2 separate regions of the Homo sapiens genome follow, and region 1 is linked to region 2. The links are chromatin loops, found by intact Hi-C in ENCODE. Cell type or tissue: ovary. All regions are shown on one strand. Links, peaks and the distances in the headings refer to the core of each region. The heading gives the core; the rest is flanking DNA.

Region 1 (14,441 bases), core at 6,353-14,352, 1.5 Mb before region 2:
ATTGACCATCAACTGGGCCCCAACACACGTTTAATATCATGTCAATTCTGGTTAATTGGGGCTTATTGCAAGCTTGACGGGTGGACTAATGAAGAATTAATCTAAATTAAAAAGAGATTAGAAGCTGGGAAACCAAAATTCAAATGACAGTGTCACCAAGTTACTTATAATAAGGCACTTAGTATTTATCTTCAAGGAAAAATGTCAAATTCAGCTTATTAAACATGCAAGAGCCAAGGAAAGCAGGGGGCAGTGCTGAAATTGTCTCTTCCCTACCTCGCATGATGCCTTATAGAGAAACAATGAAGATTTTTGGTTTAAAATCTTTAGTTATTGAAACGAGTAATAGGGGAAAGAAGCAGTGGAAGGAGTAATCGGAGCAGCTACCTGGGAATGTTTTAAGACCAGGGTCAGATTAGCTAACTTCTGGGGTCCCTTTCAAATTCAGTTTTATGATACTTTTTGGGTTTGGGCTCAACTGTTTTTGATGACCACTGCCTGATGAAACAAGTGGCCACTGGGTGTCACTGCTGTTCTATTATGGGAGGGCTGTGCACAGAGAAGGCTCCTGTGGTAATGTGGTATTGTCTTGTGTAGATGGTTCTGTAGTGCTTTTTTTGCACTCTGTGTATCTTTCTCTACCTCTTTGTCAGTATGAATCATTATGATCGCCTAAACAGCTGGACAGTTAAGTAATTGGGAGGAGTATTTAAAAAGTTGCATTCTTGCGTTTCAAATAAGTAATGAGATTATTTGCTTTGATGGTTAAGTATATCCATAAATGCACATGTATCTACAGATCCTAGGCAAGGAATTAACATTAGGTTAGGAGGTGACACTTTGGATACTTGTTTTTTCTAGATTGTCAGGTTTTTAGCAGCACCATATTATTTCTAGTATCCTTTTCTTATCTTTCTTCCTGGGTTTCTCTACCATAGCTTTAGTCAGTTTGCAAATAATCACATCAGATTCTTAGTCCAGGCTGTTGGTGGCATGCAGGGAATACTCTTCAGTGGTGCTAAAGCCCTGGCAAAATTGCAGAAATCTTCATTCATTCATTTCTTCCTTTATTCACTTAGGAGGTTTCTGCATGACAGGCATGGTCCCAAAAACTTGGGCTCAAAGCCCGTGCTCCAAGGGAGCCAATGTTCTGTGGGGGATGACACAGTAAATATGCAAACAAAAGAAGGTCAGTGTTAAGAGACCAGAAAGTTCTATCATGCAAATAGAACACAACAATGAGGACAGGTGGTCCCTGGAAGCCTCCCTGAATCGGTGAAGATGGATGTCAGACTGGAATGATGATCTGCATATGAAGAGCTATATGAGAGTCACAGAGCTGGGGCATTTCTGTCAAAAGACCAGAGACAGGAGTGAGCAGAAGGAGGCAAATGCAGCAGATGCATGGATACCATCTCATTTTTCTTTCCTGCCCTCTTCCCTGGCTGCAGAGAACCTGCCATGGGCACCCACCCATGGGAATTTCCTTTTTCTTGCAGAGCTCTATTCTCTAATATCAGCATCACCCAATTAAAACCACAAATCACAGGGGCTTCCTGGACACTGGAGCCCATCTAGCCCAGCCTTCTGTCCTGGGTTTGCATCCTGTCCACCTGCCCTGTGAAGCACCCATCCACTTCATGCTGTGTTCCTATGTTTTAGGCACATGTTCAAATCAACAATGACTTCCTTCTTTGTGTTGGGCCAAATTTTTATTCTTTTAAAATTAGCAATGAGGCCAAAGTGTCAGGACCCAAATAGATTGAGAGAGCAATCAAAAGTCGGCCCTCTGTCCCTTTATTTTCTGTGGTAAACAATTAGGCAGAGTTCAGAGGACTTTTGCTTGGAAGATGAATATTTTTTCACAGTCCTCAGTGGATTCATTCTCCCCGCGCCACAAATCTTAAGGAGGAAGGGAGAGGGCATTCCCTGAAAGTTCCAATCTCTTCTGGGAGGCTCCTTCAAATGGAAAGGTATTCTGAATTTTTTTTCTTTCTGTTTCTTTTGAGCAGAAATGATTGAGTTTGGTGAATCTGGTCAAATTTCCTTATCTCACTTGGGGCCGGTCCTGGGGGCTGGTTCTGTCGGTTGCGACATTAACAGAGCTGCTGGGCATAATTTATGGAGAGGGAGAGATTCCTTTTAGGAGTTTGGAAACATTACACATTCCACTTGTTTTAATACATGAAGTTTGTTTCCTGGAAAGCTCCAACAGATAGTTCTTGGTGAAACTCATTTCAGAGCAGACACTGGTCAAAATTTGCTCATTCTTTTTTTTTTTTCTTTCTCTGAAGACAAAAAGTAATTAATGTGTGACTAGAGTTATGGGTTTCTGGGATCATGAGAAGTTTGGCCTGAAGTTTCCTGGAAGACACCATCTGTCATGTGCAGAGTCTCATTCTAGAGAAAGTCCTTCCTAGGCCTTAGACTGCTTGTCTGGCTCTGTCACCACATCAGGAGATTGGGGTTTGTGGTCCTTGTAATCCAGGATTCACAGAATGAAGTGCACACACCCATCCACCACCATCTCATTCTCTGGTGTTCTTAGAGTAGGGCTTTTCTCTTTGATTTGTTTGATTTGTTGTCCTACCAGAGTATTCTCAGTAAATGTGGTAGGTTCTCATTAAACATTCACTAAAATAAAGTGAAATTCCAGCTACTCTCCTTCCATTAAGTCAGCTAGCGTTTCTTAGGTTTATGAAAGCCACGTTACCTTATTTGCTCATTAGGAATTCTGAGAAATGAGTATTGTGCTAAGGGCATTTGTGTCTCATTTAACTCCCTCTGAGCAGGGCATTTCTCTTCTTTCACAGATGAATGTGATGCTGTGGAAGTCACAGCTGGGAGAGGGCCTGAAATCAAACCCACGTCTTTGAACTTGAACTGTGTTATTCTTCCATCACATGATGTTATTGCTTCAATTTGTTACAAATTAATAGTTCTAAGAAAATTACTGCTTGCCGATGGGTTTCCTCTTCTCCTACTTGCACTTATGTAAATATTTTTAAACCTTAATTCCCCAATTGGCATTGATCTCTGCAAAAATGCTTCTTGCTAATTTTGGCAAAATATTTTTTCCTTTTTATTTTTAAAAATTAAACTTTTATTTTAGGCTTAGGGGTGCATATGCTGGTTTGTTATATAGGTAAACTCGTGTCAGGGGGTTTGTAGTACAGATTATTTCATCACCCAGGTATTAAGCCTAGTATCCAATAGTTATTTTTTCTGATTCTCTCCCTCCTTCCAACCTCCACCCTCAAATAGGCCCCAGTGTGCTTTGTTCCCCTCTTTGTAGCCATGTGTTCTCATTATTTAGCTCCAACTTATATGTGAGAATTTGCAGTATTTCATTTTCTGTTCCTGTGTTCATTTGCTGACGATAATGGCCTCCAGCTCCATCCATGTCCCTCCAAAGGACATGACCTTGTTCTTTTTATGGCTGCATAGTATTCCATGGTGTATATGTACCATATTTTCTTTGTCCAGTTTGCCCTTGATGGGCATTTAGGTTGGTTTCATGTCCTTGCTATTGTGAATAGTGCTGCAATGAACATACATGTGTAGGTATCCTCATGGTAGAATGATTTATATTCCTTTGGGTATACAGCCAGTAATGGGTCAAATGGTAGTTCTCTTTCTAGTTCTGTGAGGAATCGCCACACTGGTTTCCACAATGGTTGAACTAATTTACATTCTCACCAGGAGTGTATAAATGTTCCCTTTTCTCTGCAACCTCATCAGAATCGGTTACTTTTTTGACTTTTTAGTAATAATCATTCTAATTGGTGTGAGATGGCATCTCATTGTGGTTTTGATTTGCATGTCTCTAATGATCAGTAATATTGAGATTTTTTTCATATGCTTGTTGGCTGCATGTATGTTTTCTTCTGAAAAGTGTCTGTTCATGTCCTTTGCCCACTTTTTAATGAGGTTGTTTGTTTTTTTCTTGTAAATTTTTTTTAAGTTCTTTATAGATACTGGATATTAGACCTTTGTCAGATGCATATTTTGCAAAACCTCCCGTTCTGTAGATTGTCTGTATACTCTGTTGATAGTTTCTTTTGCTGTGCGTAAGCTTTTTAGTTTAATTAGGTCCCATTTTTCAATTTTTGCTTTTCTTGAGTTTGCTTCTGGCATCTTCATCATGAAGTCTTTGCCCATTCCTATGTCCAGAATAGTATTACCTAGGTTGTCTTCCAGGGTTTTTATAGTTTTGGGTTTTACATTTAAATCTTTAACCCATCTTGAGTTGATTTTTGTATAGCATAAGGAAGAAGCCCAGTTTCAATCTTCTGCACATGGCTAGCCAGTTATCTCAGCACCATTTATTGAATAGGGAATCTTTCCCTATTGCTTGTTTTTGTCAGGTTTGTCGAAGATCAGATAGTTATAGGTTTACGGCCTTATTTCTGGACTCTATTTTCTATTAGTTCCATAGGTCTATGTGTCTGTTTTTGTGCCAGTACCATGCTGTTTTGGTTAATTGGATATTCTTTCAAGGTGTTTTTTGATATCAAATTCTGATACTTTAATTTGCAAAGTATCATTTTTTTCTCTCAACTTCATCAGTCACCAAAAGATGAGAGTATCTTTTATATTTTCATCCAAGTCGTTAGTGCAGAAAGATTACCATGGCATAGGAAGGTATAACCTAACACCTATTTATTTGTTTGGGCTCTTAAATCAGTTGCAACATGTCTGTCTGGGGTGTCTTGGTAATTTATTAGCCTAATAATTTCATCATTAAAAGAAAATGACTTTATATTGACATGGCTCATTGATCATGACTGTATCGACATGGTTTCCAGCAATTTTCTTTTTCTTCAAGGGCTTACACATAATCTTTTGGATAATCCATGATTAGAATTCTTCAAGAATTGACATTATTATCTATTAGTAATTTCTAAAGTCTACTTTACAAAATAAAACCTGGATAGTTTTTATTTCCATCACGACTTCTTAAAAACTGTAGATAGTAGAACTGTCACTCTTTCTGAAGGCATGAAGAGGGAACAGGGAGAGAGGGAACTGGAAATGGAGACAGAGAAGTTGGTGGAGAAGGTGGCCAGACAGCAGCCATGGCCTCACTGAAGAACTACAGCCAGGCTGAATGGTAGTTCTCTTTAGGTTCTTTGAGAAATCCCCACACTGCTTTCTGCAGTGGCTGAACTAATTTACATTCCCACCAACAGTGTATAAATGTTCCCTTTTTCTACAATCTCACAAACATCTTTTATTTTTTGACTTTTTAATAATAGCCTTTCTGACTGGTGTGAGATAGAATCTCCTTGTGGTTTTGACTTGCATTTCTCTAATGATCAGCGATGGAACAATAGACATGGGGGACTACTAGAGGGGGACTACCAGATGGGGAGGATGAGAGGGGGAAAAAGAGTTGAAAAACCACCTATTGGGCACTATGCTCACTACCTGGGTGATGTGATGGTTCATACACCAAACCTCAGCAACACACAATTTACCCAGGCAACAAACCTGCATGTACTCCGTAAACCTAAAATAAAATTTGAGAAAAAAAGGAACTGCAGCCAAATGATGCCTGCCTTACTGGGCAAGGACACCATTGGCACTGCCCTAGAGGCCAGCTGCCAAGATGCTTATCCACAGATCTCCTAGGCATCCTGTTTTACCCTTCCAGTGTGAAGATGTTTCTCTTTAGGAATATGAAAACCAAGAAGGAATTAATTAGTTCTCTTAAGTGTAATCATCATCCTTAATCAATAAACCCACCTAATTCTTATTCATCTTTTCCCTTAAATATCCTGTAAGTCAAAACTGTGCTTTTGCTGGCAGTGACTGATAGGCTTCTTAGTAGTAACGTCATTTTTGAGCACTTATATACACTACCCCTGAGCTGAATGCTTTACATCTCATTTAATTCTCCCAACAACCCTTTGGAGCCCTTTGTCTTTTATTGTCATCCCTGGTTGTATAGACAAAGAAACTGAAGTGTGTAGATGTTAAGCAGCTTTCAGGAAGTCAGACGGTAAGAGCTGGAGTCAGGATCCACCACCTTGCCACAGTGTGGCTTCAGTCCTTCTGGCCAGGTTCTCGCAGCCTTCTCCTGCCCTCCGATGCTCATCTCTTGTACTTGCCTCTTTATCCTGTGAGCAGCTCTGAGCTCAAATGGGTCCCCAATGGCAGAGAGCCACACTGCTCCTCTCTGAAGGGCGTAGGGCCTATTTTTAAATACCTGCGCTCCTTTCATTGTCTTGTCTTACAAATTCTAACTTGGCAGACTCTCTCTCCCCATCATCTCCAGTTCCCTTGAATCACTGTCCGTGTTTCCCTTCCGGTCACAACTGAGCTGAGGGCAGCCTTTCCTCCCATGCTTTCCCAACCTCTGAGTCTACAATGAGCAGCTGGGCAACATGGAGGCCATCTCTGGTGCTCTCCTCTGAATGCGATTCGGGTTTCAGCAGATGTCCAATAAACAAAGCTCTTGCTAAAAATGCAAATGCCTCTCCTAAGGATCATTGTCATTTTTAAACCACATAAATACTCAGATAATTATCTAAGTGGCCAAGTGTGTATGAGCCAGGCTCGCAGGGCAGAGAGGCATCGCCCTGGATCCTAAGCCCCCTTACAGCTTTCCAAACCAAACACTGACACACAGGAAAATCAGCAGGAACTTGGCATTCTGTTTCTGATAATTTGCAGCATTAGCCTATGCAAAGCCCGAGATAAAAGGTGCCTGTTTTACTTTGAATAGAAATCACACAAGATATTTCCAATCAAGCACAACTCAGTGTTGTCTTTGCTTTTCTAATCTTCCTCCCCTCCTACCTACTCTCAAACAGGAACAACGAACGAACGCAATACAATCTTTAAAAGATAAATAGTAATATTTGGAAAACCACAGGAAAGGAGAGGGAGCAAATGTGCTGCTGGGGCTGTGGCTTCTGTGCATTGTGACTGCGGAGCTTCCACATGACAGGGTGTGGGATCCTCTCTATTTGGTAAAAAGAGATGTAAAAAATTTCAGGACAAATATTTTTTGTCCTGGGACTAGACTCTAAAAAACGTATTAAATATGATCTTGCATGGGGACCACTGTGTGACATGCTAGAAAGTAATTAATACAAATGTTCTATGACAAATGCAGAAAGGACTCTCATTGGGCCAGCTTGGGTTGATGCTCATGAAAAGCCAGGGTGATTCCCCTGAATTGGGGGTTTGGATGAGGTCCATTTTGAGGGATAGTTTCATGCAAAAGCCTATTTTGTGGGACTGATCAAAGAGAGGCTCCTCTTGTGAAAGCAAAGGGTAGATGCCTATATTCTGCTCCCAACCTCCTCCTGAGAGCTTCCCCTCTGCCCAGAGACAGCATGATTGAAAACAGTGGCATTAAGGAAAACTTCACCAATGTGTGTCTGCACAATGCCAGCCCTATATGAAAAAAGGTCTTTTTGGTAAGTTAGTGATGAAAATACTTAATATCCTTTCTTAAAGACTCAAAATGCACACTAGCATACTAGAGTATCATAGCCATTGGTGATGATTAATTTTGTGTGTCAACTTGGTTAGGCTGCAGTACTCAGATATTTGTTCAAACATTATTCTAAATGTCCCTATGCGGGTATTTTTTAGATGACATTAACAGTTAAATCAGTAGACTTTGAGTAAAGAAGATTACTCGTCATAATGTGAGTCAGCCTTATCCAATCAGTTGAAGGCAAAAAAAGTAAGAAAGTCCCCCAAGGAAGAGTAAGTTCCATCTCCAGGTAGTCCGCAGATGTGAGCTGCAATGTCAGCTCCTTCCTAGGTCCCAAATCCGCTGGCCCACCCTGCAGATTTTGGGCTTGCCAGCCCCCACATTTGCATGAGCCAATTCCTTAAAATAAATCTCTCTCAATGTATGTATGCTATGTGTCACTTAATGACTAGGATTCATTCTGAGAAATGCATCATTAGGTGATATCATCATTATGTGAACATTATAGTGTATACTTACACAAACCTAGCTGGTACAGCCTGTTACACACCTAGGCTATATGGTATGGCCTGTTGCTCCTAGGCTACAAACCTGTACAGCAGGTTACTCTACTGAATACTGTGGGCAATTGTAACATCGTGGTAAGTATTTCTATATCAAAACATAGAAAACACAAGAACGTATTTTACTATACCTGTTCTAAACATAGAAAAGGTACTGAAAAATATGGTATAAAAGATAAATAAAATGGTATGCCTGTATGGGGCACTTGGCATGAATAAAGCTACAGGACTGAAGTTGCTCTGGGTGAGTCAGTGAGTGAGTGGCAAGCGGATGTGCAGGCCTAGGACATGCCTGTACACCACTGTAGACTCAATAAACATTGTGTGTTTCTACATTTATAAAAAAAAATTTCTTTCTTCAATCATAGATTAACCTTAGCTTACTGTAACTTTTTTTACTTTATAAACTTTATTTATTTATTTATTTTTTTAAGACAGAGTCTTGCTCTGTTGCCCAGGCTGGAGTGCAGTGGCACAATCTCGGCTCACTGTGAGCTCCACCTCCTTGGTTCAAGCAATTCCCCTGCCTCAGTCTCCCAAGCAGCTGGGATTACAGGTGTACGCCACCATACCCAACTAATTTTTTTTGTATTTTAAGTAGAGACAGGGTTTCACCATGTTGACCAGACTGGTCTCAAACTCCTGACCTCAGGCAATCCGCCTGCCTTAGCCTCCCAAAGTACTGGGATTATAGGTGTGAGCAACTGCACCCTGCCGAACCTTTAAAATTTTAAAAAACTTTTGGACTCTTCAGTGATAACATTTATATTAAAACACAAATACATTGCACAGCTGTACAATTGTTTTCCTTTGTGTCCTTATTCTATAAGCTTTTTTCTATTTTAAGTTTTTTTACTTTTAACTTTTAAAATCGTATTTTTAAAAATTAAGACACAAACACACAGTCTAGTCTAGGCCTACATGAGGTCAGGATCATGAATACCACTGTCTTCCACTTCCACAGCTTGTCCCACTGGGCGGTCTTCAGGGGCAATAACATGCGTAGAGCTGTCGTCTCCTGTGATAACAATGCCTTCTTCTGGATACCTCCTGAGGGACTTGCCTGTGGCTGTTTTACAGTTAAATTTTTTTTAATAACTAGAAAGAGTATACTCTAAAATAATGATAATATAGTATAGTTAGTACATAAACCAGTAATATAGTCATTTATTATCCTTGTCACTATTATGTACTGTACATAATTGTGTGTGTGATACTTTTGCTATGAATGGGAGTGCAGCAGTTTTGTTTACACCGGCACTGCCACAAACACTTGAATAATACGCCAGGCTACAACACTACAATGGCTGATGTCACTAGAAGATAGGAATTTTTTCATCTCCATTATAATCATATTTTTCATCTCCATTATAATCTTATGGGACTACCACCGTATATGTGGTTTGTCATCATGTACCAGATAGCGATATTTTGGTCAACAATGGACCCCATATAGGATGGTGGTCCCATGAGATTATACTACTGTATTTTTACTGTACCTTTTTACTGTACCTTTTCTATGTTTAGATATGTTCAGCCACACAAATACTTACCACTGTGTGACAACTGCCTACAGGATTCAGTACAGTGACACGCTGTACAGGTTTGTAGTCTAGGAGCAATAGACCATACCCTATAGCCAAGGTATGTAGGAGGCTGTATCATCTAGGATGCTGTAAGTGCACACTATGATGTTCACACAATTAAACAATTACCCAATGGTGCATTTCCCAAATGTATCCTTGTCATTATGAGACACATGACTGCACACACACACACACACACACACACACACACATTCTCTTGGTTCTGTTTCTCTGGAGGACCCTGACTACTACACCATTATTTATATCTTACTGTATTTTGGGAACATTTTATGGCATCTGTTGAGTTCTCCGTGCTCTTCTTCAGAGAGCATGGTTCCTATTCACATAGGTTCATGCACTTCGGCCTCAGTTGGCCTGAATGTTTCACAGCAATCATACCCATCAGGAGCAAAAACATGGAGCAGGAAGTATGGTTTTTGTTTTATTTTGCTTTGTAATTTGGCATATCACAAATGTCCTTAACTGAAAAGCATACCCAAATGAAGAGGTGTGTCAAAGCCTTTAATTGCGATGCATGATAGTAATAAACTAGAGACTAATATAAGTTGTCCTCAGTGCCTCCTTCTGAGTGTACTTGCTTTAAAAAAATATATAACAAGCTTGGTAATCCTGTTTTCAATCTAAAAATGAAGGAGCAAAAAATATCAGCTTCACACTGATGACGGTGAAAAGTGGAAGCTGATAAACTGAAAGCCAAGGGTAAGACTTAATATCAGACAAACGAGACACAGATGCTAACTACGGGGGTGGCATCGGAGGGTGGGGGCTTGGTGGGCATTCAGAGTGAGCCTCGTGGAGAGCAGAGGGACAGAGTTTCAGAAGGGTGATCCAAAGACCTCAAGCGAGGGCAAATTTTATAAGAAGTCAGAGAATGATGTGCGCACTTCAGAAACATTTCCATCAAAATGTTGAGAATCGAACCCCAGTTTGGGCTCCCCGCATCTGCAGGTCAGTCCCGGGAGTTGGGAAATCCACTCTTGGGCGACTCCCTGCCGATGAAGCTCCGGTCTGAGGTGGTGAAGCACATGACGTCATAGGTATACTCACCTCTAATCTCTGTGCTTTGAAACAGGTTCTCTTCAGTGCCCTCACCGTAGCTCTGTCTGGAAAGTGTGATCAGGAAATCCTTCATCTCCTGCTGACATTTCCCAAAGGGGAAAAATCTTGGATCGCAGCGGAGGAACTCTGTAGCCTGCCAGGGTCAAAAGTGTATTCTCTGATTGTGTTGCTGAGTCGAAACTTGGATGTGCGAGCTTTCATTTACAAGGTATGGAGAGCATGCTGGCTGGGGGCAGTCCTCTGCAGGACTCTGCTGTGGTGGCTGCAGATAAGTACAGTAGTCCTAGGGGTGCGGCAGTGGGAGATCAGCACCTGGCCACTCTGCAGTGGTCTCCACCAGCCTCTGGTGTCACCTGTTTGCTGAATCCAAGGTGGGGCTCAAGAAGACTTTGTTGTAATAAAGGGATGTTCAGGAGACCCTTCAGGGGGTCCTTGGAAATAAGTGTCAGGGCATTGGGACAGAGTTGGTGGTGATCTCCATGCTCATTGTGGAAGGACCCACTGCAAAAACACAGCACCGCTTCCTAATGCCAGGTGTTCTCTCCTCTGTAAGGGCCACCTCCCTGGAGCATGTTTGAGGAGGCTGGGATTGTGCATGGTCCACTCCTGAGCGGCCCGAGTTAGGTGCTGCTCCCTGCACGGTGGCCCTATCTGTCAGCGGGAAGCATCCAGCTCTGCCAGGGCCTGCCCTGGAGAGAATGTGGAGGGGTGGGCAGCACAGGAAGCCCAATCCCCTGTGTGTGCCGGCTCTGACAAGCATGATCCTCTGACAAGCAGCAGTGTGAGGGCAGGGAGGGACTGGAGGAAGCTAAAGATGATGAAGTCTGCAGGAGAGAGTGGAGAGTGGGAAGTGAGGAGGAGCTGGGGCAAGCCCAGGCCCAGCACTTTCCGGACGGGCCCAGAACCCATGTAGGGGCAACCTAGCTCCAAACCACAGCTCACTGCTCTCAAGCTGCCCCTTCCAGAAGCTTCTCCTCCTTCTGGCCTCTACTGTTTGAATCTTTACTTAAGTTTCCAGAAGCTTCCCCTCCTTCTGGCCTCTACTGTTTGAATCTTTACTTAAGTTTCCAGAAGCTTCCCCTCTTACCCTTAGGCACTGATCTTGCTCCAAGTACCATTGTTTTCCCTTTAGGGAAGTATTTCACAACCTCTGGGTTCATTAGAGAGGCTGCAGGGTTTGTACTATGGTAAGGTGGCTGTAGGCACCCTGAGTTTGGGTGAACAGTTTTATAGTCAGCAAAGGGTAGATTTGCCATTTCAGCCACGCATGATTTCCTTAGTTTCTATTACTTCAAGAGTCCAGGGAGTAAATGTTGGAATGAACACACACACACCCACACACACACACTCCAAGAACAAATATTTGTTTTCAGAATGATTACATTTTAAACCCATAAGGAGGAGAATAAACATTTCTTGCATCCCCATAATTTGCAAACCCACCTCTATCTTGGTGGAATTCGTATTTTTCGCTAACATGCTTATGGTTTAGCTCTGCATTTGCTCACCACAGCCTCTCTTCCAACTTTACAGTTTGCCTTTTGGGAAACAGAGCTCCCATTGGCACGATGCTACTTTAGTGGCCACTTTGTTATGTGCACAAAGGTCCCCGATTTGAAGTAAGTGCTTGTAGAGGCCCACATAATTACTGTGACAAGGGCCATCATCTGTACCAAGATTTCTTTGAAGGATAAGATAGTGGGTTGGATTCAGTCTCCCAGACACAATGAAAATGACATCATCATTAATAACAACAGCTCTTATTTATCAGGTACCTTCTATATGAAGGGCTCTATGAAAGTTGATTAAATACAAGATATGGCTCAGGATGTTAGGGCAGCCCGACCTCCATGTGAGGGCCACGTGCAGGTGCAGCTCATTCCCAAGTCCATGTACTTTCTGATTCACTCAGCTGACAATGAATTTCTGAAGCCTTCAGCAAAGCACAGTTTGCTATATTAATTCGGCACATCAATCTGGTCTCTTGGAGCTGCGCTGGATCCCTGTCACTCCCCACCATAAGTCAGGGGCCAGTCACTGTGTGCCACTTTTTTTTAAAGGGCAGCTGCAATTAGAAAGATGAGTAGAAGAAGTGACAAAAGCTACACACCATTTCTCCTGCTAGAGTTGTCTCTATAGTATGAATGGACAGAATTCTGTCATTATAAGCAGAGTGCCTCTGTGAAGGATGGAGCTGTGATCCCGGAGCCCTGAAAGTCATCTGCAGAGCTAACAGCTAAAACACTAATGAGCAAAAATAAGAAGCAGTGACAACTGGGTTCCTCTGCCCCAGCCTGGAAAACAGAAAATTCAATATCCAAATGACAGACAGTGGAAATTAGCTGTGATTTTCCCTGCTCTGTGCGAAGAGCTGGCATTTCCTCATTTATCCATTCATCCAACAAATATTTATTGAGCAACTAATATTTCCTGTTGCTATTTTATGCCCAGTAGCTACATGAAAGATCAAGACAGAAGAAAAGCCTTGCCTCCAGTGTAGAACTGAGAATATGAAAAAAAAAAATCATGTAAAATACAGAGCATTTCAGTTGGTGATAGCATAAGTAAGCTTCAGAGGGCACTGACATTTTTAAAGAATCCAGGTTAAATTCACATCCCTGAACCTTTCTAACTGTTAGACTTCAGGAAGACTTTTAATCTCCTCAAGCCCCAGTTTTCTCATCCACAAAACGAACAGTATAATGCACATCCCCAAGGTATTAGGAGGATTGAGATGATGTGTGAATGCTATGAATACTGTAAAGCAGTAGATAAATGTAAATTGCTTCACATATAAGGACTGCTCATATTTTGAGCCTCTTCTCAAATTTCCACCTTGGTCACCTCAAAGATACAAAGAAATATTTGGCAAATGATTTGAATTTTAATGATAGATCACATTTGTTTCTGGTTTACATTTTAACAATGCTAGTGCAATTCAGTGTGCTCCAAAACACATGAGCTATATATACTCTAATGAAGATAACTTTCATATAGTACCGCAAAGGCGTCTCTGAAGTTCAAGAGAGAATAAAATCAGATAAACAAGTTTTCACAGCTCAAAAGATGCTTCTGAGTGTAAAAATACAGTGTTGGTTATTTCATGTTGTTTTGTTTTTGTTTTGTCCTTTAGACTCTGATGCCTTCTGAAGCAAATGGCTTGCTCAACTCCTTGCTGGATATAGTTTCCAGCCTCAGCGCCTTGCTTGCCAAAGCCCAGCACGTCTTTGAGTATCTTCCTGAGTTTCTTCACACATTTAAAATCACTGCCTTGCTAGAAACCCTGGACTTTCAACAGGTGTGTGTTTCATCTTTGTCCCTAGGGAAATATTCAAATTTGCCCCTTCTTTGTATTTGCCCCTTTTTGCCTTTATCTTCCCACATCTAAAATTTGCATTAGACAGCAAAATACAGGAATGAAAGTACCTTTTCATATCTCTGGAAGCAACAGCATAACATAGAATAAGGCCTGGCATCTCTCTAAAAACTGCATGAAACTGATATTGTTGATCTACATTCCACCAGTGTGGAGATTGGGATAGTACATGCATTATCTATAAAGTAAGAAATTACTAACTCAGTTATTGCACAGATGAGATTTCAAGGGCCTGTTTAACTTAATTCAGAGAGCAAATTGCTTTCAAAAACCTTAAAACATATATTTACTTATAAATAATTGGCTTACAAGTTACAGATCATTTACTGCAAATGCAAACACAAACTTGATTTAGTTTAGTGACTTGATGTTAGGTTTTGTTT
Region 2 (15,910 bases), core at 2,538-10,537:
TCCCCTGAGGTCTAATTGATACCATGGTACTTCTGCAGCAATGGGGATAACTTACAATATGTGATGTCATTTAATTTATATGCTCGTTTAAAACATGCTCTAATGCCATCAAATTTGAGGACAACCAAAGCTTCACTTGTTAAGAAATGTCTTTTATCCCTCCAAAATTTCTTGTTTGAACTGAATGATGTTTCACATTCTCATGATTAAAGCAGAGAGAAACCAATATAATAATTGTTGAGAAACCTAGGGGAGGTTTCACCTGGACAAGATCTGGCTGGAGGATTACCACCTTCAAACAAGAGCCAAAAAAAAAAAAGAGGTTTTCTTTGTCTGTTGCCAGAGATCTCTCATGTGGTACCCATGGTTAGAAGGCTGAGGACTATGTATGTTGGATCCATGCAAGTGGGAATTTGTAATATTTGAAAATGGCCAGAGAGGAAAGAGCTGCGTGCAGAAATAAAGCCACTTCACAAACGGGGCCTTTGACATGAACTCAAGTTAGGAGTGAGAACCACATGTTTCAAATCGTGACGTCCCATGTCTCTAGAGCCTAAAGTTAGAAGCATTCAAAGAAGATCTGGTGGTTCCAAGCTAAGTTTTTGTTGTAGCTGTTTTCCCAAATGAATGATTTCTAGGATCAGATCATGTTTTCCTAAAGTCAAAGCTGTGGCGAGGGCCCAGGCAGTAAGGTCTGTTTCCAGGAAATGGGTGCTGGGACGTGTCTATCTCGCCTCATGGACAACCCTGGCCCACGGGCTGACCAGGCTTCCGGAGCAGGAGCGCCTTTACTTGGCTCTCACTTTGCACCTCACTTTCCACCCGAGGAGAGCCTGTCTGAGAAGAGTGACTGTTCTTCCGTCAGTGGTAGAGAAAACCTAGGAAGCTATTTTCGAGAGAGTTGTAGATGAACAAATATGTTTCTTTGGATGCTAAATGTAAACTATGAAAATGACTATGGTGTTCTAGAGCTGTGGGGAATGTCTGGTGGTATGGTGGAGGGGCACGGAGTATAGGAAATTCTAGCAGTCATGCAGCAGATCATCAGCAGTGCTGAGGTTTTAATTGCATGTACTGTCTGCCTCGCAGGGGCCCATCACATCTGATTAGTGACTGATTCCAGATCCATCATTTGTTTATCAGGATGTGCCAGCTGCTGCTTGGTAGCCCCCAGCATGGTGGAAAGCCGTTTTATAAACCTCAAGTGCTGTGTAATAATGTTTAGCGGTGGGAGGGGGTGACTATGGATCACTGAGCACAAATCAGTCAGTTAGGTTCTCAAATAAATAAGTCTTTGTTAACTCCTCTGATTCTATTTTGTGAGCATAAGGAGTATTGGTTTGATTATTTTTTCTTCCCATATTACTAAGAAAATTGCTTCAGTGCAGCTTCAAAAGCTGTTTGCATAAAAAGCCGATTATTCACTCTTTTATTGTTCATTTTTGTGGATCCGGCATTCAAGAAAACTCTCCAAAATCTCTAGTTAGTTTCCCCGTATTTCAGGTTCGCAGTGAGTCAAGCCACTCATAGTTTGTCCCTCTCCATCCTTTCTCTGACCCCCGAGTCAGAGCTGTTGCCCTGTCTCAAGTTTTCTGCCTCTTGGTGAAAGCTGGTCAACACTATAGTGGGTTAACATGAGTGACTTGATGGGATGCAAAGAACAGACTCAGATGGTGTCAGGAGAAGAGCTAGAAGGAATACCTTTTTCAAGATTGGATGCCACTGCAAGGACAGAAAATTGAAATATTTGGTCTTATTTGGATTCCAGAGGAATGTGGACTGGAATTTTTTTCTGTCTGAATTATGAGACATAATGCATACAAGCGAAGCTGTCTGTTCTGGCCCAGGAGGGATTCCAGAGCAAGTGGCCTTTGTGCTCCAGACTCAAGTAACCAAAGCAAGAAAGAGGCCTGACTATTCCCTGTTTGCAGAGATGAATTCCACTTAGGCTTGTGGCCATGTTTTGAGAGCTAGTATTTGCTGAAACAGCCTAAGATGTTTACACATTACTTTTTTTTTTTTTTTTAAAGTAAGAGAATCAGGAAAAAGCAGTAAACAGAACAGTCAGCTCAAAGTACTGTAGGCAAGCAAAAAGAAACAATTTCATAGTGGAGGAATTAAATGAATTGGTGGAATTTAAGGTAGGGATTCAGTGTTTTAAGTATGGATATAAAATTTTCACTTAAACAGTACTGAGCAAGTCTTTCTTTTGGAAGTTTCATGACTCAGAGCTTAACTGTTATAGTGCATATAACAAATCGCCAGATATAGCAGATTTCCTAAAATGCTTTGGACGTGGAGCTTTTTCCCTCAGACCTTCCGGGAGGACAGAGGTTCTGTGGGACACACTCAGGGAGGCCCTGCAGTAGAAATGTACTTAGCATGGTTTGCATTTCTTCTAATCATTCATCCTACTTGATGCCCTTGTCCACACATTTCTTATAATGTGTAATAATTTTTGCAGACATTTTTCATGGAGTACCATTTTTGTGGGAAATCATGACCAAAGCAATTGTTTATATTATGCTTGATAGAAAATAACTCCTAGGAGGAGAATGTTGTAAATTCAACTCTTTTTTTTTTTAAGATGGAGTTTTGCTCTTATTGCCCAGACTGCAGTGCAATGGCGTGATCTCAGCTCACTGCATCCTCCACCTCCTGGGTTCAAGCGATTCTCCTGTCTCAGCCTCCTGAGTAGCTGGGATTACAGGTGCTCGCCACCACGCCCAGCTAACTTTTTGTATTTTTAGTAGAAACGAGGTTTCACCATGTTGCCCAGGCTGGTCTTGAACTCCTGACCTCAGGTGATCCACCCTCCTCAACCTCCCAAAATGCTGGGATTAGATGTGTGAGCCACCGCGCCTGGCCAATTCAACTCTTTTAAGTGATGTCATTAGTGTTATATAAATACTTGATAAATACATGTTAAATCTTAGTGGATATGCATGAACTAGTAAATGGCTATTGCAGTGCCATAGCTCATGAGAGATGTTATCATTCAGGAAATAAAAAGAAACCTAAAACTATATTATCTGTATACTTTAACTTACTTAAAAGTTACTAAAACGTCATGACATTTTAATTTTATTTTATTTTTAATTGGATGCCTTTAGGTATGATAGTTTACTGAAGTCAGTATAGGGGAGAACCTAAAACCTTAGAGATAATACAGGAGAGTAAATGAGATTAAGAAACTTGTGTTGAGAGTTTCACCATCCAGTGTAACTCAGTGACACAACAGTGAATCCACACCCTTACCTGTAGGATGCTTCCAGAAATCACCCTATAATCATGTGTCAGTGAACTTAGGAATGTTCTTATCAGGAATTGTCTGTATACTTGCAGAATAATTGTCTTTAAAGTTATTGGGAATAAATATGGGAGATAATGCAATAATTTGTGCAAGTCCAATATTAGTGATTTCCCTGGAGATGCTGAAATAGAGGGAAATTTCATAGTATGAATTTGGCCATGTAGCTTTAATACATGTCATCTAGAAGGTGGCCAGATTCTGTAGAAAAGAAGTGTGTTTACTCATGCTTTCACTGCATAGTAAAAGATATCTCATAATATTATTCATCTCCCGTTTCTGTTTTTTTTCCAACTTTTATTTTTAGATTCAGAAGAATACATGTGCAGGTTTGATACCTGGGTGTACTGTGTGATGCTGAGGTTTGGGGTACAAGTGATCTCATAGTGAGCTCATGAACTCTGAGCATAGTACCCAACAGTTTGTTTTTCCCCTTCCCTTTCCCCGAGTCGCTGCATTGCCCTCCTGCTCCAGCAGTCCCCAGTGTCTACTGGTACCATCTTTATGTCTCTAAGTACCCAATGTTTAGCTCCCACTTACAAGTGAGAACATGCAGTTTTCTGTGAACTTCTTGCTTACTGTAACCAATAAGAAGTGGAAAATATGGGAATTCCAATATTCTGCCATACTCATAAAAATCCAAATTCAAATTCTGGTTTAAACTTCATTTTCTCATGGGTGAGCCCCTTTCCTGATGGCTCCAGGAACATAAAGCTCTCAGAAACATCAGATGTGAAAAATCTCCCAAGCGAAGAGGAGACACAGCTCAGTGAGGCCCATGGACGTATTAAGCAAATGTTTTCAGAGATTGTTTATATGTGCCAATTTCTTATTCAAGAAATGAAAGGGTCTACCATTAATGAGTTTGGACAGCAGAGGTCCAGCTTACAAGCACTAATTCACGATAATTTGACTATTTTACTCAAGTAAAAAACAAACACCAAACAAAAAACTAATCATTCAATGAATGATTTTAGTTTTGTATGTACAGAAAGGTTTCCAGTTTGTAATGTCCACAACGTAGGTAAAGATGTCAAAAATGTCCCAGAGGGCTAGAGTCCTGCATGTTGGTTGGGGAGCAGCAACAGCTGAGGTCTATTAGAGACAAGGTCATAGAAGCACTGGGATGAGAAGCGAAGATTTGAAATGTTGCCCCCAGCGCTACAGGGCATTGTGCAAGGACTTAACCTGGGCACTGATGTGATGACAGTTCATCTTAGAAAACGCAATCTGTCAGTTGTGCAGAGGATGAATGGAAAAAAGAAGACCAATGGTAATAATCCCTGATAGATGGAGAGATAGCAGAGCTTTAAAAGATGAAGAAAAGGTGACAGTTAGGACTCATTCTATTACAGGGGCCTATGTGTAAGGGAAGGGAAAAAGTCAATGAAGATTTCTGGGTTTGGCCATGGAATTGGCTGGGTGATGATTCATGAAGGTTGGCAGCACAGGAGGAGACTGAGGGCAGGTTTTGCTGCAGGAGAGGATGGCAACAGGTGGATGAATGTGTGATGTTTCACCTAAGGTGTGTTTGGACCGCAACGTGGAAAGGTCTGCTCAGACGGGAATCGCACACTCAGAGTGGACGTCATGCATGCTAGTAGAGAATATCTCTACATCAATCCTTATGATGACTGGCTGAGTCCCTGAAGGGCGTCGATTCTATCCTCTCAACCTTTAAAGCAATTTAAAACACTGCAGTATTTACATTTGGAAATGTCATTAAGTTACTAAACTTTCCATTTTCACAGTTCTAGGTAAGCCAAGCCAGGTCTGTCAGAACGATCGGCTTTGCCCTGGCAGAGTTAGATAACTATAGATATGAAAGCTTCTAAAATATTGTCCTATAAATACTTCCCTGGGCAATATTTATACTATGTTACTCAATTAATTGTATATCCATTGCTGAATATAAATTTCTGCTTATTAATGGGCCATAAAATTGTAGCAAACAGAAGCCCTAGAAAGGTAATGCAGCATGGAAGATTGTGAGAGCCCTGGTCTTTGATTCAGACTCTGGTTTAGGGTCAATGGATCTGACACGTAGCAGCCACATTACCTTGGGCAAGTCACTTTTTTATTTTTATTTTTATTTTTTTTGAGACGGAGTTTGGCTCTTCTTGCCCAGGCTGGAGTGCAATGGCACGATCTCAGTTCACTGCAACCTCTGCCTCCTGGGTTCAAGCGATTCTCCTGTCTCAGCTTCCTGAGTAGCTGAGATTACAGGTGCCCGCCACTACGTCCAACTAAATTTTTGTATTTTTAGTTTCACCATGTTGGCCAGGCTAGTCTTGAACTCCTGACCCCAGGTGATCTGCCCACCTTGGCCTCCCAAAGTGCTGGAATTACAGGCAGCAGCCACCGCACCCGGCCGGCAATTCACTTTCGTCCTCATTTTTGGGCTTCACTTTTCCTTTTTCAAAAGGAAGTTATTTCCGAATGTTCTCACTTATAAATGGGAGCTGAACGATGAGAACACATGAACACATGGGCGGGAACAACACACACGGGGCCTGTCAGTGGGGGTGGGGGAAGGGAGAGCATCAGGAAGAAGAGCTAATGGAGCCTGGGTTTAATACCTAGGTGATGGGTTGATTGGAGCAGCAAACCACCATGGCACACGTTTACCTATGTAACAAACCTGCATACACTGCACATGTACCCTGGAACTTAAAAGTCGAAGGAAAAAAAAAAGGTGATAGATGATTTAAATATACAATCTCTAGGACTCTATCCATCTGTTAAGCATCTATGGTTTCTATAGAAACTTAGATTTTCACACACAATCTATAATTTCAACAACAATGCTTGTGATTATTACTATCAATATATTAGTGAGATAGCAAACCCTTGACATTTACTAGTTCAACTGTAAAAAACACTGAAATGTAGAATGGTGAAGGAATATATCTGAGAGAGAGAGGCAGGCAAGTTGTCTGTGTGAAATTGGTCAGATGCTAACACAATACAGAATATTTGTGGCCAAGAGGACTTCCTACCCAAAGTCAGTCTTCAAATACAGAAATTCCTAACTTTAAAATACCAACCTTCGGTGATACTTCAGAAGCAAATTATAATTCCTAATAAAAGACCTTGACATTGTAACAAAATTAAACCCAAGAGCACTTCCCAGTACAAAACAGACATCAGAATGACAGGGTAAGTTTCCCCTGTCTCTATGGCCACAGATATAGAACCTTGTGATGTGGGAGTGGCAAACAAACAGCAATGCAGGAAGGAAGAGCGAGTGAGTTAGTGTGAGTGCGTGTGCACACCCACACGTTTCTCATCTTACATATTCATCACTGGAGAGTTTTCACTAATGAGTCTTTGACACCTGCCCCTGTGGATATTTTGTTCTAAATGCTTCCTTGGTACAGTCATGATAAAAGACGGCTCCAGTCCATGGAAGTTATCCATGTTGTCCTGCTTTCCAAAAAGTATTTCAGGCAGCTTCAAAAATAAACATTGCTTTTTTTGGATGATATCACATTGCTTCTTTAGAGATAACTATCCCAAGGATCTAAGCAAGTCAATAGAGCCAACCAGACTTACTAAGATATGAATCCACCCCATTTCCAATACCTTTCCATCACTCCATTTGGTGCAAAGAGTCGCCCCCAAGACTGTTGCTCCAACCTGCATGTCGCCACTTCCTCTGTGGTAAATATGGAAAGAAATTTGATGGACTAAAACAATAACAACAACAAACATAGGTCTTTACCTGCACTTCTGTGATCTGGTCTCTTAACAGCTGTCCACTGTTGCTGCTCCCAGAACTACATGCAGGGCTCCAGCCCTGTGGGACATTTTTGACATCTGCAGAACAACATAAAGTTCTCCCTCACTTCCACGTCTTTGCATATGCCTTTTTCTGTGCTTGGAGTGTCATTTCCAAGCTTCCAAATTTGGCCATGGCCTGACAGTGATGAGCTCAAGGCTTATCACTGTAGAAAGCCTTGTGGGCTAAGACAGATGGCTCTCTCCTTTTCTCCTTATTACACTGTTATTATTATTGCCATACTTATTTCCTGCATGAAACTGTGAGTACCACAGAGACGTTTTCATCACAGTATCCACTGTGCCTAAAGAGCAAAGAGCAGATAATGCTTAACTCCCTGAGCTCCACATTGGTTGAATTAACTCATAATTTCCTGATATAGGAATGCATACATTTTCCCTCCTTTATACATATGTAAATTTCCCCAGCCTCATTTGACAGCCAGAGAAGTAGGTTCCTAATCACTCTGACACCTTGGCAGTTTAGCCTAAATGAGGTAAAATATTATGATACAAATATCTGATTGTTTTTCTTTGAAGGAATAATTAGCAGTTTGACAGATTGCATATGTGAATTATTCAGTGTGAGGCTGTAAATTTCCTACCTGCAGAATTTAACTCTAACTTGCAGTGAGCAGAAGGTCTGTGTCAAATTGGGATGTCTTTGAAAATGTTGGCTTGTTATTTGCAAAGTTTTTAAAAGAATAGCAAGCTGTAGAGAGGGACTTGTGACACGAATAGGTGTATTTTAAAAGGGTCACTGCCAGGATATAAGAATCCCCTGTGGGATGTAATATTAAGACACAAAAATGTGTGAACCTATTATAATATAATATAATATAATATATATAATATAATATAATTAGGTTGTAAATTCCACATCTGACTAGTATCATTTGCGACTATTGACAAGTTACTTATCCTCTTTAATCCTCTATTTCTGAATACTGAAATTGGCATAATAGTGTTATCTGTGCTGTAGAATTGTTGCTGAGAGGGTCAAATAGTGAATGTGTGTGTGTGGCTTGAGCACAGAGCCTTGCAGGGATCCCTGACCATTATTAGTTTAGTGCTATTACTTGTGACCCTCCCAAGGGCAAGGGTTTGAAAATGTGGGTTTTATTATTGGGTATGGTAAGGTCAACAGATCATGAGATGATCATCATTGTTCAAAGAGAGTTGGTTATACTCAGATATCCCAAGAGAAGAGGGTGTTCTATTGAGGAACACACAGGGGCACGCTGGCCTGGGTCAGGAGGCAGAAGAAGCTGAAGTAAAATATGAGCAAAAGCCCTCATGGTGGCTTCCACGGGAAGAAGGGGTGAGGCGGGCTTAGGATTGGCTACTTGGAGTGATTTCAGCAGACTGTGAGCACAGGAACTGCCCCTGTGTCTGGAACCTGGCCCTGATGATCAGAAGAGGTGGACAGTGGCTCTCAGTGTGAAAGCCCGCAGAGGAGGTCATGGGGATGTGAGCTCTGATTGGGTAATCAACAAGAAAAGTGCACTCACAGGTGAGTGGTTTACTATCTCCTGGAATGGGTTAGCACTGGGAGGGGCAGTCCCTCCAACGTCAGCAAGGCTCAATGTCAAAGCATTAGAATGCAGAAAATGAGATAGGGCTAGCACAGCATGTTGCTTCCACAGCAACATGGGTGGGAAGTCGGAAGCTTCTACAGGTCTCAGTCGCTAATTAGATCTGTCTCTGGGAGAAATGTAACAGGAGTCAGCTTTGTGAGTGGGATGCCCTGTCTAACCAGTGGGGGCTGGGGAGGCTGCAAGATAGGGGCCCAACTTTGAGTGACGTATGAGTTTTGCACTTATGCTGCAAGTGTCTTTGGGAGCAGTCTGTGGTGCAGCACTAGCTGTCCAGAGAGTGTCACCCTCCCACCTCCACTCAGAGCCTCCCACGGCAGGGTCTTTCCAGGATCTTCTCTCTCCTGTGGGGTAGCTCCAAATGTCCTGCTCCCCACTGACAAGAGGAAGCAGGCGACGCCCTGCAGTGTGTGAGAGCCGGGCATGGCCCCGGACCAGCTGTGCATCCCAGGACACATGGGATCCTCTGTTTCCAGCCCACCTGCCCAGGGTCGGCTGTGGGCCATAGGAACTGTTGCTCAGTGAGCCCAGAAATGGTGTGTCTCCTGTAGCTGTGGTCTGCTCTCTCGTTTCCTGGTTTATCACCCAGCTCCTCTCTAGCTGCTCTCAGGAGCCATCTTTTCCCTTTCTCCACTTGTAAAATCATGTCAAAAATATGTGCATCTATAAATCATTGACTGTCGTTTCTCACCTCCTCAGACCTTATATGTTCAAAGGCAAACACATTTTTGTGTTTTGTATGAATCATTTCTCTCACAGGTTAATAATATAAGTGGATATTTTGGTAACTGTTCTTTGGCCCTTAAATTATTTTTTATGCCACAATTCAAATACACTTTTATAGTATAGTCAATAAAATGATTACATTGTGTCTAATTCAGTAGACCAGAAAGGAATCTAGACAGAACACACCTCTAATAATATTTTCAGAATTTCCTAGTCTCTGTATCTCTTATATGATAGCACAAAAAGTTATCTAAACTGTGGAAAATGTGTGTTGATTATATCTGCTCAATACAGTAGCCAATTGTCTCTATTTCTCTTTAGGTCCTGCTTGCTTCATGTATGACAAATGTGTTGGTGCGCTTCCCTCGCATTTCTTGTCCTACTGTACTGTATTTCTTATTTCTCAGAGTTTGACTTACATATCCCAGCAGTTCATACCCTACAGTCCCAGGGAAACCCCACTGGATCCCGTGAAGCCTCGGCTGTGGGGGGAAACCAATACAGTCACCATCTCTTTATCACAAAATGCTTTTGTCTTTTATGAATGAATTTCCCCGAGGAGAGAGAGAGAAAGTGCTAGTTTTATTAAATCTGCTCAAAAGTAATTCCTTTGATGAACTGGCTGGGGGCAGCACTGGAAATTAGATGGCTAAGAAGGGAGTTTAGATTTGCTGTGTGTCCTGCCACTGCTCCTGAGGGCTCCAAAAGCAATCAGCTCTGCTGGGAGCAGACTGTCAGGAAGGGTCCTCGCGGGTCTCTGGATGGGGTTTGGATCTCCCTTCTGAAGTGCATCTTTCTGCAGCTAACTGGCATATGCACCCCTACTCCATGCCACATTTCAGCCCTTCTACACACACACACGCTGCCTCTTTTTGTTTCACAAATGTAAATGTTCTAACCAAGACTCAGTGTGAGAACATGCACCATTAGATAGAGTCTAACGCTGGGTGCTTGTTTCACCATTTGGTAGTGCCCTATTTATTTCAGGGAGATTGTGGATGTCAGCAGAAGCCTGAAGAATGGGCAACCAGCCTGTCACTTATTCTGCTCTCTGAGAGTCTGACTTAATAAAAGTGGCTCCTGCTCTAACCAAGTCTTGGGGTAGAATCACTTCTCAGATTCTAACCTGCGAGGCCAGTGAAGCCTCATATAGTGGGACTGAGAGGACCCTGGAGAGACTGAGCACAGTACCATAGCACAGGTACAAAAAAATTCAGTGCAATAGTACAGCATGGTGCACAGGAAGACTAAGCACAGTACCACAGCAGGGTGTGGAGGAAGACTGAGCACAGTGCCACTGCACAGTGCACAGGAAGACTGAGCACAGTATCCTAGCACAGGTGCAGGAAGACTAAGCACAGTACCACAACATGTTGCTGTAGAAAAACCAAGCCTAGCACATAGCATGGTGCTGCAGGAAAACAGAGCACAGTGCTGTAACGCAGTATTCAGGAAGACTGAGCATAGTACCACAACACAGTGGTCAGATAGGGTCTGTCATCAATGAAGGTTTGACTGTAGTAACCTGTCCACTTCATGCCACACACCAGGGACCTAGAATTACATCATCACCTAGGAATTTGCCCTTTATTTTAAGTCACATTGTTTAACACACCTGCCATCTGCCAGTTCCATTGGTGAGTCCAAGATGAACAAAACTGGCCAGTGCCATGACATAGCTTCACATCCAGTGTAAGAGGCCTCCTGTCTTCCTGTGGCATCCTTATAAGCCAAGTATTCCTGGAACTATGGAAGGAGTGGTAGCTTAGGCACAAGGAGATGGACAGGGGCTCTGCAGGAGGTCCTGAAAGAGGAGAGGAGCATTAGCTCACAGGTGCATGCATGAACTCACAAGATGTCCACACACAGCAGCCTCATCAGTTTTTAGTAGGCCAGACCATGTCTAATTTCATATTACCTAAAGGATCAACTGTTTGTGATTAGGAGATGTAATGCCATCTTCTGGAAAAAAGCCAGTGTCAGACAACTTGTGTTCATGTATTGGTCTCCAATATCTCACCTGTGTGACTTTCCCCAAATTACTTCACCCTGCATAACTCTCAGTTACATCATGGGTACAGTGAGCTCCGTGTATTTACTCAGCAAGCATGTACTGCCATTACATTTGGTCAGGCACTGTGCTGGCCATAGTGGACACCGCACCTCAGGATGACTCCCTGTGGAGAAGGCTGTGTGAAGTGATTGTGGCACCAGGCTCCATTAGCTCCCTGGGGCTGCCACAGCAAATCCCACAACCTGAGAACCTGAGTGGCTTTAAGGAATGTCAGTTTACTCGTCCGCAATTCTGCAGGCCAGAAGTCTAAAGTAGATCAAGGTCCCACAGAGTCAGTTTCTTCTGGAGGTTCCGACGGCTGCTCCCTTACATGCCTCTCTCCTGGCTCCTAGTGGCTGCCCGCCACCCTGGGCTTCCTGGGTTTTAGAGGCTTCACTGCAGGCTCTGCCTCCGTCTTGATGTGGTCTTCTTCTCTGTGCCCGTGTCTTCTCCTTTTCTTATAATGACACTTGTCATTGGATTTAGGGCCACTTGGGTAATCCAGGATGATCTCATCTCCAGACCCTTCTTAATTACATTTGCAAAAACCCTTTTCCAAATAAGGCCTCATTCATGGGTTCTCAGTGGACAGACATTCTGGGAGCCACCATTCAACTCACTCTGGTGCTAAACACCAGAGCCTGGCTCATAGCAGACGGGCACTTAAGGATGTCTGCCCACAGGAAAGGGGACACTTGCTTAGCGCAATGTTATATTGAAAGTGCTCCAGCAGATCTGACAGTGCCACATCACAGTGTGTGAGTGAACAGAGTCCAGGCTCTGGGACCAACTCTGAAATAAAAAGTCTGCTACAGGCCAGGCGTGGTGGCTCATGCCTATAATCCCAGCACTTCGGGAGGCCGAGGCGGGTGGATCATGAGGTCAGGAGATCGAGACCACCCTGGCCAACATGGTGAAACCCTGTCTCTACTAAAAATACAAAACTTAGCTGGGCGTGCTGGCACACGCCTATAATCCCAGCTACTTGGGAGGCTGAGTAAGGAGAATCGCTTGAACCCAGGAGGCAGAGTTTGCAGAGCCGAGCTTGCGCCATTGCACTCCAGCCTGGGAGACAGAGCAAGACTCTGTCTAAAAAAAAAAAAAAGTCCACTACAAAATGGCCAGACCCCACAGAGCATTCACACCCACAACACTGGATCTCTAAAGTTCAGTGGGCTCTTTCCCACTCCCGTTCTAAGGACTGCTAGGCAGTGAAGATGGCATCCTCATCCCCTGTAGATCACTGCTGTCAGCCTAGGGTCCGGATTTAATCCGGATTAAACCAATAACTGTATTGAGCAGTCAGGATGCTGGGAGCCCGACAGAGGCCAGCAGGCACCAGTACCACCTGTGTCTGCTTTCTGGAGAGTCGGTCATCAGGCCAGAGCTGGTCTCTCTGCCCTGTGGCCACTGCCTTATCTCAGACCCTTACTAACATGGCCTGCATCAAAAGTCCAGCCTCAAAAGCTCTTCCTTTTCCAGGTGAGTGACCCTGGAGCATCAGGGGGTCATGGTGGCTCTGTGGCTGTGCTCTTCAAGGACCAAGGACATGCATGCAGATGACATTGCAGGCTCTGGTTCAAAGAAGAGGCCTGGCAGGCATGAGCTGGTGGTTGTCCTGGCCTGTTCACTCATCTCCTTAACAAGGTGACCGGTGCTGTTTTGCACTTGCTAGAAATCTGATTTGTGCATGGCCTAGCCCTTTAGGGAGATAATTTCTTTCCATCTTTAAACTAACCTTTATACTTCTTAAAATTGGGGGGGCAGAAGGGCCGAAGATCATACCTGGGGATAATGCTATTTAGTGGTTTTTCCTGTTTCTGTGGCTTTTTGAGAAGTGATGTTTGTGAGGAGTGAGGGGTGGGTGCAAGGTGATGTCTCACCTCCCCTCTTCAGAAAGAGCCCTACCACCTTGGTGTGACGGATGGGGGACGGGCCTTGCTCCTACAGATCAAAATCTGCGGGATTTAAGTGATCGTCTTAATCAACTTCTTCCAAACCCTGGTTCCTCCCTCTGCTCTCAAACTCCCAGATGTGAGGAACATTTGGCCATGACTTGGACTCCGTCTCCATCTAGTGACTGGCTCCTTGAACTACAGTTGCAGATGGAAACTGGCTTCTGTAAAGCCAGGGCACTCTGTGGACTTGGGTAACTACAAGAATGAGTGTGGAGAAGTTAGGCCTCCAAACAAATCCAGTCCTTTATCACCACAGTTCTACTCCAGTCCAGAGCCCTTTCCTCTTCCTCACCCCACACATTAAAAACAACAGCTGCACCAAGGACAGAAGCGGAGGCCACAGGAAGGCAGCATGCCCAGCTCTTGCTGCAGGCTGAAGGCAGGCTCCCAGGCTATGGGGCAGGGCTGCGGGCTCTGAACAGGAGCAGTCACTGGGGTGGACTTGGTTTTGTTCTGGATCCCAGTTTGAAGGTGAGGCCTCTCGTGGTCAGGCTCTTGCTGCCGTGTGGAGTGGGCATGTTCTGCATGGCAGACCCTATCAGGTATGACTGTAGTCTCCCTTAGGAACCTGTGGCCGGCCCCCAGCACTTGCCCATGGGGGCACACCCCTGTCCCTCCCCAGGCCCAGGAAGTCATGCCTGAAGTCTGGACTGGTCTTTGGCCTCAGGAGATGCTGGCAGCCAGCCTATCTGTTCTGTGCCAGGAGCTCTGCTGGGCATCGGGGCATATTAGGGACCCAAACCCCATCTCTGCCCTCCAGTGTCTTACAGTTCAAAAGACAGAGTGGAATAAGATAGGTCCTAAGTTTTTGGTTTTTTTTTTCTTTATCACGGTAGACTATAAACCCTATAATGAGATTAAATGAAAGAATTTACATAAAGTATGTTTACGAACATACTTTACGTAACATAAAGTATGTTTATGAACGTTTGTTTTTCTTCTTGTCATTTATTATTGCATCCTTTTTCTTTAGGAGCATTAAAAACATTTAATTTTTTATTTTTTTATTATACTTTAAGTTCTAGGGTACATGTGCACAACGTGCAGGTTTGTTACATATGTATACGTGTGCCATGTTGGTGTGCTGCACCCATTAACTGGTCATTTACATTAGGTATATCTCCTAATGCTATCCCTCCCCCCTCCCCCCACCCCACAACAGGCCCCGGTGTGTGATGTTCCCCTTCCTGTGTCCAAATGTTTTCATTGTTCAATTCCCACCTATGAGTGAGAACATGCGGTGTTTGGTTTTCTGTCCCTGCGATAGTTTGCTGAGAATGATGGTTTCCAGCTTCATCCATGTCCCTGCAAAGGACATGAACTCATCCTTTTTTATGGCTGCATAGTATTCCATGGTGTATATGTGCCACATTTTCTTAATCCAGTCTATCATTGATGGACATTTGGGTTGGTTCCAAGTCTTTGCTATTGTGAATAGTGCCGCAATAAGCATACATGTGCACGTGTCTTTATAGCAGCATGATTTATAATCCTTTGGATATATACCCAGTAATGGGATGGCTGGGTCAAATGGTATTTCTAGTTTGAGATCCTTGAGGAATTGCCACACTCTTCCACAATGGTTGAACTAGTTTACAGTCCCACCAACAATGTAAACGTGTTCCTATTTCCCCACATCCTCTCCAGCACCTGTTGTTTCCTGACTTTTTAATGATCGCTATTCTAACTGGTGTGAGATGGTATCTCATTGTGGTTTTGATTTGCATTTCTCTGATGGCCAGTGATGATGAGCATTTTTTCATGTGTCTGTTGGCTGCATAAATGTCTTCTTTTGAGAAGTGTCTGTTCATATCCTTTGCCCACTTTTTGATGGGGTTGTTAGTTTTTGTCTTGTAAATTTGTTTGAGTTCTTTGCAGATTCTGGATATTAGCCCTTTGTCAGATAAGTAGATTGCAAAATTTTTCTCCCATTCTGTAGGTTGCCTGTTCACTCTGATGGTAGTTTCTTTTGCTGTGCAGAAGCTCTTTAGTTTAATTAGATCCCATTTGTCAATTTTAGCTTTTGTTGCTGTTGCTTTTGGTGTTTTAGACATGAAGTCCTCAACATGAGCCACACATTTTACTAAATGCTCTAGATAAATTGGTGCACTTGTCACAACACCTGGAAGGGATGGCTGTTATCAACCATATTTTTAGATTAGAACTATGAAGCTCAAAAAGGTTAAGTAACTTGCCCAATGCCATGCACCCTGGTCCAGGGTAGAGGGGCTGACAAATATGGCTTTTGTCATAAGAGTAGTGCCAAGCTTCCTGAAAATGCAAACTGAAGCATTAGCCTGCCTCTTTGAGAGGGATGAGGAGTTCTCGGCTTCTATATTTGAAAATCGAAAAATAAATATTTTCCTTGGTACAGCTGTGAAGATAGAAATAAATGAGATTGTGTATGTGAAAGGCCTGCTCACATTAGTCTTAATAGTTAATGCAATTATCATATTTCTTAGTTCCCAAAAGGCAAATCTTTCTTTTT

The links. Hi-C counts contacts between places; a loop is a spot of excess contacts. Peaks named below come from ENCODE experiments on the same cell type or tissue, not always from the same donor. Only the 100,000 strongest peaks of a DNase experiment are listed, where the experiment ranks them.
Region 1: it touches region 2 in a loop (4-fold over the local background); 6 of 110 quality-filtered maps call a loop at or near these places.

The regions. Positions count from the first base shown.
Region 1 is chr7:48,299,252-48,313,692 of GRCh38, forward strand. It overlaps ABCA13 (ATP binding cassette subfamily A member 13), which reads left to right. Exons shown (of 62, transcript NM_152701.5): 24 at 10,696-10,890; 25 at 13,816-13,980. Among named protein-coding and RNA genes, the nearest start is that of ABCA13, 140 kb to the left of the region's middle. RefSeq lists an enhancer at 1-223 and a silencer at 571-630. In ovary, for the core only: no CTCF peak of the experiment used is centred there; a DNase peak (open chromatin) is centred at 11,314.
Region 2 is chr7:49,839,300-49,855,209 of GRCh38, forward strand. All of the region lies in intron 3 of VWC2 (von Willebrand factor C domain containing 2), which reads left to right. It also overlaps a transcript of ZPBP not described here. Among named protein-coding and RNA genes, the nearest start is that of VWC2, 74 kb to the left of the region's middle. RefSeq lists a silencer at 11,634-11,928. In ovary, for the core only: no CTCF peak of the experiment used is centred there; no DNase peak of the experiment used is centred there.